Regions from separate parts of the Mus musculus genome. Here all the other regions are linked to region 3. A link is a loop called in an ENCODE intact Hi-C map of the cell type or tissue named here. Cell type or tissue: heart. All regions are shown on one strand.

Evidence for each region. Hi-C counts contacts between places; a loop is a spot of excess contacts. Peaks named below come from ENCODE experiments on the same cell type or tissue, not always from the same donor. Only the 100,000 strongest peaks of a DNase experiment are listed, where the experiment ranks them.
Region 1: it touches region 3 in a loop (7-fold over the local background); 8 of 42 quality-filtered maps call a loop at or near these places.
Region 2: a loop joins it to region 3, with 10 times the contacts of the local background. A loop is called at or near these places in 3 of 42 quality-filtered maps.

Annotation. Positions count from the first base shown.
Region 1 is chr11:53,742,653-53,747,652 of GRCm38, reverse strand. No RefSeq gene overlaps it. Among named protein-coding and RNA genes, the nearest start is that of Mir7671, 19 kb to the left of the region's middle. In heart, a CTCF peak has its summit at 2,177 (motif pointing left); no DNase peak of the experiment used is centred here; H3K27me3 peaks cover 222 bases.
Region 2 is chr11:54,532,323-54,537,322 of GRCm38, reverse strand. The region is part of intron 1 of Rapgef6 (Rap guanine nucleotide exchange factor (GEF) 6); the gene reads right to left. Among named protein-coding and RNA genes, the nearest start is that of Rapgef6, 12 kb to the right of the region's middle. In heart, a CTCF peak has its summit at 2,193 (motif pointing right); a DNase peak (open chromatin) is centred at 2,202.
Region 3 is chr11:54,262,110-54,267,109 of GRCm38, reverse strand. It overlaps Il3 (interleukin 3), which reads left to right. Exons shown (of 5, transcript NM_010556.4): 1 at 1-24; 2 at 121-162; 3 at 1,156-1,251; 4 at 1,387-1,428; 5 at 1,551-2,025. The coding sequence ends at 1,706. It overlaps LOC115487722 (a long non-coding RNA gene), which reads right to left and starts at 3,496. Exons shown (of 3, transcript XR_003949552.1): 1 at 3,440-3,496. In heart, CTCF peaks have their summits at 2,355 and 3,523; no DNase peak of the experiment used is centred here.

The DNA.
Region 1 (5,000 bases), 520 kb after region 3:
CCCCCAACCCATTCCAGGCAACATCCCAACTTTCTTGTAAAATTCATGGCCTCTTTTTCTTTAATTGTGGTTACATTTGTGTGTGCATGTTTGTGGTGTGTTTGTGTATTTCCAATATATAAAGCCAACCTGTTTAGTCCATATAATGTTCTTTAATGTTCTTTGTTTTGTTCTTTTTTTTTTTTTTATTTAAGATTTATTTATTTATTTTATGTATGTGAGTACACTGTGACTCTCTTCAGAGAGACCAGATTGGGTCTCATTACAGATGGTTTGTGAGCCACCATCTGTAATGTGACTGCTGGGAATTGAATTCAGGTCATCTGGAAGAGCAGACAGTGCTCTTAATGGCTGAGCCATCTCTCTAGGCCCCTCCTTACATACATTTGTATGTACATGTATGTACATGTTTTCAGGACTGACCTTGGCATTCCTAAGTCCCCTGGAGTTCTTTGTCTAGGGTTGAAGCCTCATAAGCTTTCTCCCTTCCATGTTAGCATGTCTGTGTGGGATCTTCCTATTCAGGCCATGTTTAGGTAGCCATGTTGGTGAGACCTCATGTGTGCAGAATCTCTGGCATTTCTAGGACACAATCTAACAGCAAACCCCCTGTTCTCTGGCTCTTATAGTCTTTCCTCCCCATTTTCCATGGTGATCCCCAAGCCTTGGGTGAGCAGTTGTGTTATAGATGTGGCAGCTGAGACTGGTGCTCCTCAACTCTGCATTTTGATTGGTTGTGGTTTTCTGTAATGGTCTCCACCTACTGCAAAGAGAGGCTTCCTTGACGAGGGGTGAGGACTACACTTACCTGTGGGCATAAGGATAAATATTTAGAATGTAGTTAGGAGTTATGTTGGTTTAGTAAAGTGGTGGTTGTGGGTTCCTTTCCAGGATCCATGACCTCACTAGCCCAGGGAAGTTGGCTAGGTTTCCAGTATGGTCGTGGTTTCCCCCTTGTTAGCATCAAGCCTGAAGTCCGTTTGGAGAGCAGTTGGTTACAGACAAGGTATGTGTGCCACCACTGCACACTGAGGGATACCGTGCTGTGCTAGCTGTTATTGTGATCAATACTCATCACAGCTGGGTAGGAATGTTGCAAGTTTGTATGGTGCCTTCTGGTACTATGGAAGCTAGTCCTCAGGCTTTTAGATAATATCTACCTCTGAGACTCTGAGCCTTGTGTTCAAAGTATGTGATGTCTTCAGTAGTAGGGTCTTACCTTCCACAGCCAAGGACAACAACAATATTCTATAATGTAAGTATATGTTGTCCCAGAGCAACTACCAAAAGGAAACAAACGAAATATACAGTTGATACAGATAAAATACAGTTCATGTGTTTATTTAAATAGGACGCCAAAAGTGTTCAAATAATGCCAGTGTAGGCAGGGTAAAGAAAATAGAGCGGTAACAACATCTAACACAAGTGAATAAATGACTCCCCAGAAGACAAACAAAACAGGAGGTACTCAGCACTCAGGAGGAGTAGAACAGAGAAAATCCCAGCTGATAGGTACCTTTATGAGTGGTATACACAAATTATTTTATTTTATTTGGTTTTTCGGTTTTTGTTTTGTTTTTTGTTTTTTTGTTTTGAGACGGAGTTTCTCTCTGTAGCCCTGGCTGTCCTGGAACTCACTCTATAGACCAGGCTGGCCTCGAACTCAGAAATCTGCCTGCCTCTGCCTCCCGAGTGCTGGGATTAAAGGCATGTGTCACCATTTCCTGGTAAATTCTTTATTTTAAAAAGTGCTTTTGAGACAGTATTTCTGTGTAGCACTGGCTGGCCTTAATGTCAGTCTGTAGACCAGGCTGACACACATATCCAACTGCCTTTCTTTCCCAGTGCTGGAATTACAGGGGTGTGCAATATCATGCCTGGCCTGGCTTGTCAGTGTGTGTGTGTGTGTGTGTGTGTGTGTGTGTGTGCGTGTGCGTGTGCGTGTGTGTGTGTGTTCAAATAGATATACACACAGGTGCAGATACTAGATGTTAAAACATATTCCTTAATCACTCTGCCTTATTTTTTTAATTTTTAAAATTATATTTACTTCCACGGGTTGGAGAGATGGCTCAGCAGTTAAAAGGTCCTGCTCTTTCAGAGGTCCTGAGTTCAATTCCCAGTAACTACATGGCAGGTCACAATCATCTATAATGTGATCTGATGCCCTCTTCTGGCATGCAAGCGTGAATGCAGATAAAGTTTTTCTTTTGAAAAACTTATTTATTTTCTTAAAAAAAAAAAAAGCACCAGGTGGTGGTGGCACATGTCTTTAATTTTAGCACTTGAGAGGCTGGGGCAGGCAGATCTCTGAGTTTGAGAGCATCCTGGTCTACAGAGTGAGTTCCAGGACAGCCAGGGCTACACAAAGAAACCTGATCTTGAAGAACAAAATAACAACATATTTATTTGCCCGTGAGTGTGTGTGTGTGTGTGTGTGTGTGTGTATGTGTGTGTGTAGGTCAGAGAACAACTTACTAGAATTGATTTTCCTCTTCTGCAGATGGATCCAGGGAATTGTACTTGGCAGCAAGCATCTTCTCTATCAGCTGAGTCATTCCTCTGACCCAACACCTAATATTTTGAGACAATATTTTGGGCCTCATGGAAGTCCAGAGACAACAGGTTCTCAGTCTCAGACATCCCAGATGTTGCTGTATGTTTCAGAAGAGCTGAGAACAAAGTGAGGGCCCCAGGGCTGAAGGGAAAAGAGGGCAGGGGGAGATGGAGTGCTGGGTGGTTCCCACATGGGTGAGAGCCCTTAGTTTGGTCCATGGCTGGAGCGCAGAAAGGCCTTCTGGAGGGAGATTAGACATGGCTCTTTAGGATAAAGCCTATTCCATCATTCAAGCACAGCGGGTCTTGATGAGCAGAGTCAGTCTGTGATTTTAGAGCTTTTTGTAGAAAGGCAGGGGGAAAGAGAGAAGGGAGAAAGAGAGAGGCTGGCCATGGCCACGCAGAGAAAGCAGGGAAGGGAGGAGAAGAAAGAGAGCTAGAGATGAGAATAAAAGAGGTGAGAGCTTAAGGGAGCGAGGAGGGGCCAAGCAGCCCCTTTTATAGTGGGCTGGACTATCTTGCAGTTGCAGGGTAGCTGTGGGGAGGAGCATACCTGGCTATTGTCAGGTAACTGTGAGGGTGGAGTCTAGCCAGAATGCCGGGAGCTTGGGACTTTGTCTGCATGACTGATAGTCACAGGATTATGAAGTTGGGGGCTCCATGGTGTCAGGCATCTATGTCTGGGAATGTGGCTCACTGTTCTGTCCCTTGTAGAGTTTTCTACTGGGTCTCCAGCGTAAGCTTTGCTCAACTAGAACACAGGCTGCCTTTCACAGTCCCACACGCTACCTTGTGTGGAGCTCCACAGAAAACAGAAGAAAAGTAACAGTATCCTGCATGGTAAGCAAAGAACAGCATGAATGCGAGTGCTAATCATAAACTTTATTTTTTGGAGGCTGTTGTTGCAGGCGGTGCATTTGAGGGGATAAGGCTAGGTTGAAGAGGTGTTGACCGGACGCTGACTTCACCTTGGAGTGACAGCGCAATGGCAATGGGACAGGGGAATTCTAAACAGGCATTTGTTCTCAGCCTAAAAGAGCTGCTTCAGGCAAGAGGAGCAGGGTTTAAAAAACAGATGTTAGAAAACTTCTTAGCTCAAGTAGATTTGTGGTGTCCATAGTTTCCAGAAGTAGGGATGGTAAAAGCTCTTTCAGAGCTCTCCTAGGGACAGGAGGAAGGAGGGAGAGATGTCCTGCTTCTTCTCTGGCTCCTACTGGAGATATCCTTAGTTCTGGCTCTGGATCTCTTAAGTAGGGTATTTGGGTCCCTTTGGGACATCAAGTTCTCTTCCCTCTCTGTCTATTGTCTGTCCTTGGTGCGCTAATCTGTCCATGTCTGTCCATTTATGCCTGGTTTTGTCTTTTGTTTGAATGGTTGGTGTTCTGTGCTTCATGTTCAAAAGAAAAAATGGATAAACTTATCTGCTGGCTGTCCCTCGTACCCCCCCCCCCTCCTTGCTTTAGTTTAACTTGTTTAAAAGGCACTCAATTTGCACTGCAGAAACTGAGAAGTTACCCTGCAAAAAAACTCTGTAATTGGGTTCAAAAAGTAGCAAGGCACTCCTCTCTTGAAATTACAGCTAGAAAAAGTAAGAAAATTTTGTTTAGTCTAAATATATAAGATGTGTGTGGCCACTTCATTTTTGTTTCTGACTGGTTTTAAAAGTATAAATATGTTATACATGTCTTGGTTATAGAGTATTGGCTTATAAGTTATTTGGTATGATTAAAATTTTGTAACTTTGGTAATAGAAAGTTGGCTTAAAACTGGTAACTCAGGGTTGGAGTCATTCTAAATAACACGTGGCATGAGCCAACCCAGGAAAATATGTCTCTAAAGATACTTCTAAATTGGGATAATATTTTATGTATTTCTTATCCTAGAAACTAGACTTATGAAGGATAGGATTTAAAACAATGTCTCTTTAATGAGGTATTAAAAGCTGCACTGTCATGCACTCATATATAAAAACTGGCAGCCAAAGTTTGTATCGTGAAAGTAATGCTCTTGGTATTGATTTTAGAGAGAAAAGATTGTTTAAAACTGGGCTTTGTTTTCCAAAATTATGGGTATGCTCTATGTTGAAAAAGAAACTTAAAAATATAGTTAAACTGCCAATGTTCCATTAGTTGCAGTTTACAATTCAATTACAAGCTCATGATTTTTAACTCACCCATACTTGTAATTAAGAAAAAATTAAGCAAGTGAAGATGATTGCAAGAGTAATAAAAGAGTTTAAAACAGCTATAGCATAGTACCGACCTGCTACCCCTTTTATACAAGCTTTATTGGATACAGTGGTAGAAGCAAATTTAACCCCCCAAGATTGGAAAGGAGCTCTCAGTGGGAGTTTATCTGGGATCGAACAAGGTCCCGATGAACCAGGTCCCGATGAACCGCCTCAGGAATTTGTGGATAGACTGCTAAAAGCAGCTGGTAGAATT
Region 2 (5,000 bases), 270 kb before region 3:
CAAGATGGAAAGAGAAAACCAACTCTTCCAAGCACTCTTCTGACTCCACATGTGCACAGCGGCACACATCGTTTGCCTTCCCCTACACACTCAAAGGAAAAAAAAAATATACACACACATACACATAAATGTTTTTTAAAAAGAATATTGTACGTAATTGAGGAGATAACATCATTCCCAGACAAACAAAAGCAAGAGGAGGATATTGTCCCATCAGATACATCTTGAATGGTAAAGGGAAGGTCTTCAAACCACAAGAGATTGACAAATAAGAGAACATGGAAAAAGTACAAAGCTGACTAGTGAGAGTCCTTACACAGACATATCCAGATGCTCTAATATTGCTAAAAATGGTGCATAAACTATATATATTATCATGGCCCTACCCCTGTCTAGATTAAAACAACTGTTCTTGTTCCTTTGGTTTGTTCGTACCTTTATGATCATGTTGAAGTGCTACAATTTAAAAATAGTTAAAACTAAAAGATGTTTGTATGCATCACAGAAACCATAAGGAAAAAAATCTATAATATACAAACCAAAAGTAATAAAGAATCAAGCCACACTACTCGAGCCAAATAGTAAGTAAAGCACTAAACCATCAAGAAAGACTACAAGAAAGGGAGAAAGAAAAAAAATAGGAGCAACAACAAAACTAGAGAATGCATTACAAAATGATTATGGTAACAGCATACCTTTCCAGGATTACTTTGAATCTGAGTGAGTTAAGGTCCCCAGCTAAACAGTCTCGGGGTATAATACTGTTTTCCTAGCATGTACTAGGCTTCAGGCTCAATCCTCAGTATTATAGGCAAATAAACAATTCCCAAACACACAAAGAATGATTAAATAGAAAAACTACTCTATATGCTTATCAGAAATCCAGGTCAACTCTAAGGACACATACAGATGCAAAGTAAAGGAATGGAATACTTCTATCATTAAAATGGAATCCAAAAGAAAAACAAAAACAAAAAAACAAAGGTCAAGAGTAAAAAGAGACAAGAAATATCACTGTATTATGATAAGGGATTAATTCAGCAGAGAAAGTAACTTTCCTAAATATATGTGCACCCAAATAAATAAAATACTACTGAGGAATGCATGCATACGAAATGCACGAACATATGAACATGTTATGTATTCATACATTTATGTACACAAGCACATCTACAAAGTAGAAAAATTCCATATAACTGTTTAAAATGTTTCTGCCTCCCAAAGTAATTTAGTGACTCAATGTAATGTAATCTGTATCAAAATACCAATGACCTTTGACACTTTACACAACCCCCCCCCCACTACCACCCTGAACTTGCAAGAGGTATTTGACCAGATGGAATAAGTCAGAAGACAAGACTATCCCAAACAGAAAAAGACATGAAAGAGTTTTGGAAATCCACAAAGGGAGTGAAAGAATATCTGAAAATGCCAAAAAAAACCCACATGTGATTAACCAAAAAGAGTAGGCAAGCATAGCATCTGTGCCCAGGCGGGGAATGGGAGAAGCAAGGGCAAAAGATAAGCCAAGCAAGTCAAGAAAAGTACAAAGCCTTGATAAGCTTCAAATCCTGTTGGGAGGTTCTGGTGAGAAACAAATTCCTTTGGTGGAAAAATCAATATAAACTGAAGTTCCACTTCATCACTTTACATTAGACCCCAATGGCAGAGCCAGATACCATCTTGAGATGGAACCTATTGTTAAGCTGAGTGGGGAACCAGAGGTCTGGAAACTGCAATCAGGCCTGCCAAAGACATAGGATGAAGGAAGGCCCAGGAAAACAGCTATAGAGAACAGTGAGCTAGATAAAGGCTGGCAAGCTGAAGGGCACAGGGAATTGGGGGGACTCATCCAAGCAGGCAAGTACATAAGGATGATAGTCTCTTATCAATAGTTCATTTATTGAAATGATTCTGGAGTTTGATAGCCTGAGATCAGTAGCTCATCAACCTCTGGAGCCATCAACACTTCCAAAAGAGCCTGAGAACGTTGGAGGTTCTGTGGTGTACTAAAGAACCACTGACATATCAATCTAGCAGAGTGATTGAAAACCAGGAGATCTTTAAAGTACGGAGACATGTCCTTCCCATGTGCTTTGACTTTTTCTCACACTTTTGAGGTACCCGAGAGAAACATTCCCAACAGAACTTCTGCCAGGGGAGAGAACCTGCCACAGGGTGCAATTTAAGTATGGCCAGCAGAGGCCGCTGGTGTTCAGACAAGGAAAATTATCAATGAAGACAGCAGTGCTAGACACCGCAAGTTTACCTAAGAAACACAGCAACAGCATAAGCTCTAGGAAAGACAGAAACCCAGTTTAACTGACCCCCTCCAGCCCTCACGCACAGAAATTTATTGAACAATATATTTCTCTTTTCTCTTATATCATTCTGCCATGTATCCTCCTCGTTCCCACACTATTTTTAAATAGCACTTTAAGCTATTTTAGATGATCTTATCTTTTTTAGTCCCCTTCTTGCATTTACCTAATTTCGCTTTTGAATTTTCTCATTATTGGGAAATCTTTATTTTTCATTTAATTTTTTTCTAATTTCTTGTTCTTTTCTCTTCTCTTCTATACTTCTCTATTGCTTCTTTTTCCTTTCTTTTAATGTATTTCTCCCTTTTCCTGCCTTTCCCCTTCATTTATTTCATCCACTTACTATATCCACACTAACCCCTTAAACGATTTTTTTTTTTTTTTTTTTTTTTTGGTTTTTGGAGACAGGGTTTCTCTGTATAGCCCTGGCTGTCCTGGAACTCACTTTGCAGACCAGGCTGGCCTCGAACTCAGAAATCCACCTGCCTCTGCCTCCCCAGTGCTGGACCTTAAATGATTTTAACTTCAAAGCACATTATATGCAACCTTGTCATTTTATGTCCTGTGATAATTAACAGATGACATCAGTGGGCTTCAATCCATTGTCAAGTGTATTTACTGTGTAGAGTCTGTTGCAGTTTGCTGCTAATAGTAGTTTGTCTTCTTCTCTCTGAATGGTAATGGGTCTGAGCAATTATGAATGACCAATGAAGAACTCAAGGAGGAAATGTAAAAATACCTAGATTCAAATGAAAATCAAAGCACAATTTATCAGAACCTCTGAGATATAGCTAATGTAACAGGCCCCCAGACCTTAGAAACACAGACACTATGCTAGAAGCAACGTTCTGACTGTAAATCATAACATGTAGGCCTCAAAGTGTGCCAAAACAGGAACATAGATGTAACCCATCAAAGACCTAGTCTACAGTTCCAGGAAGTCTCGAAATGTACTAACCTTGCTTTCTGGCTTCTGTAGTTCTGCTTCCTGCTATCTGAACTATGACAACCAGGATATGTTTTTGGTGCATAAAGAGAAAGGCTTGGGGCTGCATGATGTAGGCAAGTTCCCAATGCAGCTGCAGGCCAGCAATAAAGAATTTCTTTTCAGTTTTAAGAGTTTCTGTGTAATGGTCTCTGGTGGTCTTAGTTTTACCTTGAAAAACTAAGGCAGTGATGAGAAAGTATTTGCCCTACTGATGTGATGAGACACAAGGACCATGGCAACTCTTATAAAGAAAACCATTTAATTGGGGCTGGCTTACAGTTTCAGAGGTTTAGTCCATTTATTAGCATGTCTAAATCAGGAGAGAGAGAGAGAGAGAGAGAGAGAGAGAGAGAGAGAGAGAGAGAAAGAGAGAGAGCTTGAGCTTTTGAAACCTCAAAGTCCACCCTCAGTAACACACTTCTTTAAGGTCATACCTTTTAATAATGTCATTCCTTGGTGACCAAGCATTCCACTCTAGGAGCCTATGGGGGCCATTCTTAATCAAACCACCAGTTCTGAAGTTGTTAGGTAAAATGTTGTGATATGGTATTAAAGAATGACAAAGGAAAAAAGTCTGTGTTCAGTATAGACACAATCTCATCTACAATACTTTTTTCTTTTACTTTTGCATTGGTGAGGGATCAAACTCCAAAAACTCACACATTACAGGCAAACATTATACCATGGAAATACAGCCCACATCCCTTCTGAAAACATTCCCAATCTGCAGTTGTATGGCCTTCCAAAATTACACTTGTAGGTACACAGTGTAATGGCCAATCTTAATTGTCAACTTGACAGGATTTAGAAAGTAGTAATACACCCTAGGCCTTGTCTAATGATGGTGTTCTAGAAAGTTAATATGGATGCACAATCAACCTTATGGGCTGTGTCCTGGACTGACAAGAAAAGAGAAAGTCCGCTGAGCACCAGCAAGCACCTGTCTGCATTCAGACTGGAGGTGCAGTGTGACCAGCTGCCAAAGCTCCTGTTGCCATGCCTCCCTGCCATCATGTTCTCTCTGTTCCTCAAACTGTGAGCCAGAATAATTCTTCCTTATGTTGCTTTTGATATGTATTTTGTCAGTGAGAAAAGTAACTAATATACAAAGAGTCAACTTTACTGTATAAGATGTTATTAAATGAATGTCATTTATTTATTATAGCCAGACATGGTATATTAGTGATTTCAGAACTCAGGAGATTGAAGCAGGAAGACACCAGATTAAGGCCACCATGGGTTATGTTAAGACACTGTCTTAAAGCAATAAAAGAGTTAAAAGCACTAATTAGTAGAGGAAGCATCAATATAGGTATCAATACAAGAACAACAACAACAGAAAGTCCAAAGTTAAGAAGCTACCTTTGTTTATTATTCTAACTAAAGTCAGTGCTAAAAAAGACCCTGTTAAGTCATATAGCTTGAGCAAGAATTTTTTTCCTGCAGTTATTTCCTTTTTTTCTTGGATATTTTCTTTATTTACATTTCAAATGTTTTCCCCTTTCCAGGTCTCCCCTTTGGAAACCCATTATTCCATCACTCCTCCCCATGCCTCTGTGAGGGTGCTCTTCCACCCATCCGCTCCCATCCTCCCACCCTGGCATTCCTCTACCCTGGGCATTGAACATCCTCAGGCCAGAGAGCCTTTCCTCCCACTGATGTCCAACAAGGCTATCTTCTGCCACATATGT
Region 3 (5,000 bases):
AAGGAGATTATAGGGAAGCTCCCAGTGAGTAACTGGCTGAGGTTGGCCTGGTGCAGGCCGGCTCCAACAGGTGCCTCAAGCCAGTGAGCCTCATGATTCTTTCTTTCTATGTCCTCACAGGAACCTGAACTCAAAACTGATGATGAAGGACCCTCTCTGAGGGTAAGAGCCCTGCTTTGGGATATTCTTGGGTTCCATCTATCTCCTGCCTGGGTGACTTCAGCCATCACTCCACGATGCCTTGCTTCCATTTTTGCATCTATCTCAGTGGGGTTATTAAGGAAATCATCAGATGACTCTCAAGCCTCAGTATATACCTCAGTCAGCTGCAATAATGAAAGTTACCTTTTAGGATATACAATGAAGACAGCTGTGGGTGAACCCTGCCTGCTGCAGGCCTCTGGCTCCACTTTCAGTGGGGATGCCATTGCCCTCTGTGACTTTTGTGTCTTTTGCTTTTCTTCCTCCTCCAAAACTGAAGTTTGTGTTTTCTACTTCCGCCAGCCCCAGACATTACTATTTGTAGTTATTTTCCTAGTTTGATACAATAGTTATGTCTTGTTTTTATTTGTTTGGACCTAACATGAAGTTCTTTGCAAGAGTGCTGAATGTCTATATTTCCCCTCCCTAGGAACATGTTGGAGCCTATAGGATTTTCTTCTAGGTATCGAGAAATTCTTAATTAAATTAAAGCATTGGCCTGGGTTTTTGGCATCTTGGTATTTTCCTTGGCCAACCTTCTGCCTTTTCTAGAGCTTTTCTGGAGGGATGTGTTTTCCTCAAGTACAGACAAATCTGCTTAGATCCTTCACACAGCTCACAGGCTGCCAGGAGTTAAGACCTGGTGCTTGGGAGAAACAGGCCCTTGTCTGAGATATACACTAGCTTTTAGCCCCAGGATAATGAAGGGACAGGAATAAGGCTGTTCAAAGAAATCTCAAATAGCAGGCACACTTCCCTAGCTCTGATCTCTCCAGCTCTCACTTCCCAACTCTCACCTCCCCAGCTCTTTCCTTTCCAGTTCTCACCTCCCTGGCTCTCACCTCTCTGGATCTCATCTCCCTGGCTCTCAACTCCCAAGCTCTTTCATTTCCAGTTCTCACCTCCCAGCTCTCACATCCCTGGGCCTTACATAAAGATTTCTTGCCCTCTTAGAATAAGAGCTTTCGGAGAGTAAACCTGTCCAAATTCGTGGAAAGCCAAGGAGAAGTGGATCCTGAGGACAGATACGTTATCAAGTCCAATCTTCAGGTGTGTGGAGCTGCAGAGGGTTGGGGGTGGGGGGTGGGGCTCCGTGCCTTTACCTTTCCCAGCATTTTTGGAGAGGAAAGTAGGGCCTTCTCCACTTTAGGAGGGATCTGACTATGCCTTGGTGTCTCTCCACAGAAACTTAACTGTTGCCTGCCTACATCTGCGAATGACTCTGCGGTAAGCTGCCCTTCCCCCACGTGTTTAGCAGGCTGTGCCCTTGCCCATGACCAGACTTATAGTTTGCTGTGGCCCGCAGCAACATGTTCACATCTAATGCCTTCTTTTCTGGTTCCTCACAGCTGCCAGGGGTCTTCATTCGAGATCTGGATGACTTTCGGAAGAAACTGAGATTCTACATGGTCCACCTTAACGATCTGGAGACAGTGCTAACCTCTAGACCACCTCAGCCCGCATCTGGCTCCGTCTCTCCTAACCGTGGAACCGTGGAATGTTAAAACAGCAGGCAGAGCACCTAAAGTCTGAATGTTCCTCATGGCCCATGGTCAAAAGGATTTTACATTCCTTTATGCCATCAAATGTCTTATCAATTTATCTACTTTCTGAAATTTACAACTCTCCTTTGGCTTTACCTAATTATGTTCCTATTTTATTCCATTAAGGCTATTTATTTATGTATTTATGTATTTATTTATTTATTGCCTTCTGTGATGTGAGTATATCTGTTTTAGCTGAGGAGGAGTTTCTCCAAAGAAAATTCCAAGGAAGACTGGGGCCATGTTCATTTGTCCCTTGTGGAAATAAATAACTTTGAACAAATGGGTTTGGTTTCGTCCAGTTTCTTGAGGAGTTTGGATTGATCTCTGTAACAGTCCTAGAGGATACTTGTCCGGACATCACATGCGGCTACACAGCATGCAACATGTATCAGATCTTGGTCTGGACATTTAACCTTTACTATTTAATCTACTCTTCACTCCAAACCAGAATGTGTGATCTCTGTTTTATGGGACTACAGAAGTCCAGTTTGGCAAAGTTAGACCAAGTAAATGCAGCTTCTAACTAGTGCCCCCCTCTAGGACTTCATTCAGGCTTGGCGCCTGAGAACATGCTGAAATCCATTAGAATGCCTCCCCTAGTGGTCATACTTAGAACTGCAGCAGTGTCCCTAACACTTCCTGTAGTGGAAATCTATCCACTACCACCATCATCTGAGCTCCCAACTAACTGGCAGGACTCTCTGAGGGTGCAGGTTACTCAGACAAAGAAATCTCACTTTTTCCAGAAGTTTCCATGTCTGCCTAGGCTTCTGGCTTCTCTTGGTTGATTTATTCTCCCTACCTCGTGCCTGACTCCAGACTGACCTTGGGATTCATGACTTATTGAGCCGGATTGAGCTTTAAAAAGGCGTCTTTGAGCCTTAACCTTAAATCGTTAGAGGACTTACCTATGGGCTTGCCTGTATCCTAAGGCTGTCATATGGGACGCGCCCTCACCTTTTGCTTGTGTTTCCTCACGGTTATCAACGCTGTGGGAGCTCCAGCAAACAAAAGTGCTGTGGCTTTCCAGACCTTCCCCCTCCCTTTCTTTCTACCTAAACTTTCAGCCACCTTCAGCTCAGTCCCACTGTAGGGTTCCTACTGTCTGGTTCTGGATTGTCCAAGATGACCCATGACAGGGCTTTCCTCTAAAAGGGAAGGATAGGGAGGGGACCACAAGAAGGACAACCATATGGTGTCTTGGTTGCAGAAAACAGCCTGAATGGTGGGGTCTGGGATACCACCAATGTGGGAATTCAGTCTACCATCAGACTCTGGTACTGTGTGCCTCCCAGCCCGGCTCCCTGAACCCTGCCCGGTGGTGCCTGGTGAATCCTCTAGCCTTGGAGCCAGCTGGGACAAGGGGCCAAATGAGCCTTCTTTTTCTGTCACCACACTAGGGAATAGTATCCTCCCTGATTCCTCAAGAGCCCCATAAGGCAGCTTTGGGTACTGACATCAGATCCTGGGGCTCATTTCCCTTTATTTTTCTTTTCTATCTTTATCTCTTTAGGCTCCCAGTGAGGAACAGCCCAGTTGTTGAAGATGTAGGAGGAAGTGGGCAGTTTATCTGCCACTAGCTCAGAAATGCATTCTTCTATGTACCTCTCCCAAATAGACTTTTAAATTCCCAAAGAAATAAACCTCTCCTCTCCCTGCCCCCACTCCTCTTCTTCCCCAGCCTCACTCACCTGAATGCTTGGGATGCTCACAGGGCTGAGAAGTCAGAGGTTTGTTTCTGCAGTTCGTGAAATGACCACTAGAGGAAGAAAATGCCCCTAGTCTTAGGGTTCACTTAGGTGCTGTGGGGGAAGATGGGTCTAATATGTTCAGTTAACTTGGATTCTAGACTAGATTCCCCAATTCTCCTGGGTATCCACTTCACCCACTTGCCTTCACTCATGAACTTTTGTGCCTGGTCCTATTCCATCCTAGCTGAAACAGCATCTGTGCTTTATTTCATGCCCCATGCAGAGTCATAGCTCATCCTCAGCCTCGCCTCCCTCTAGGGTCCTGCTACCTGCTGCCCCGTCCAGCCGTGCTTCCCCAGTAACGAGTCCACATAGTAACAAGACCCAGTGTCAGTGGTGAGCTGAGACCACCATACTGACTCATGGAACCAATTGTTCAATGTTTAAAAAGAAATTCCAGAACATTCTGGGCAAGGTGGTAGATTAGAAGCTGAAGTTCGTGCATAGATGAAAACTAGGTTAAAAGCACAATAGCTCTATTCATATAGAAAAGGAAATATGTTTAAAGAAAACAGAAATAAGCCGAGGTGGGAGTTTCTCCACAAAGGAGCCAAGCCACTGGTATCAGCCACAACTCTGCTCCTGCTGGTCAACTGCAAATTAAGTATAGGTGGACACCTCGGGAGCTGGAAAGAGGGGTCCAGGCTCTGGAAATGCAGCCAAAGGCTGGATAAGGCATGCACAGATTTTGGCTGGTGCAACCCAGAGACCCAAGGCTGAAGACCAGGAGATATTGCCAGAGAAGACACTGCCTGGTGAGCCACCTTGAACTGTGAGAGTATGCTGTGGGAGCTGTTACGGTGCCCTGATGGCGCACAAAGGTAAGCTCATGTGTGTGGGCCTCATACACTTCCAGAGTCTGCCACCCAAAACCCAATCTTTAAGACACCAGAGGCAAAGTTGTAGCCTGCAGCAGCAGGCCCCAGAGCAGGGAATTCTGGCAGAGTGATCTTTAGTGGTAGAGATGTTTCTCTTTGGGAAGGACACTGACTTAGCTTGTTTGAATTACTGAGACTAGTAGCCCCCTCCCTACATGTGGAGACTGATAGGCCCACAGTTCTTACTTCTGCAGTAGTTTCTTCTTGGACTTCACACCTGTGCCTTTTCTCTTTTCATCCTTAACTGTTACCTCCTCCTTCTCCATTTCTTCCATGCTTCTATTTCACCAGTTACATACTGATATCCTTAGCTCTAACAGAAACGATAAACTACACTTTCCCCAGACACAAACATGTTGTGTCTAAACCTTATCAGAGACAACCCCAAAGTACACAGATATCTTCTGCAAAGCCAATGGCAGGACAGCTGTTAAATCTCATATGTTACTGCAGTTGCCCCCCACCTTACTAACAGCAGGTGTAGACGACTCACATAAAATAAAACAAGCAAACGAGGAGTAGGGGAAAGCAGGGGACCATAAAAAGAAAAGGACAAATCTACCTTAACAGATGCATAAGACATAACAGAAAGATCACAAAAGCTCTTACCTCTCTTAAGACCT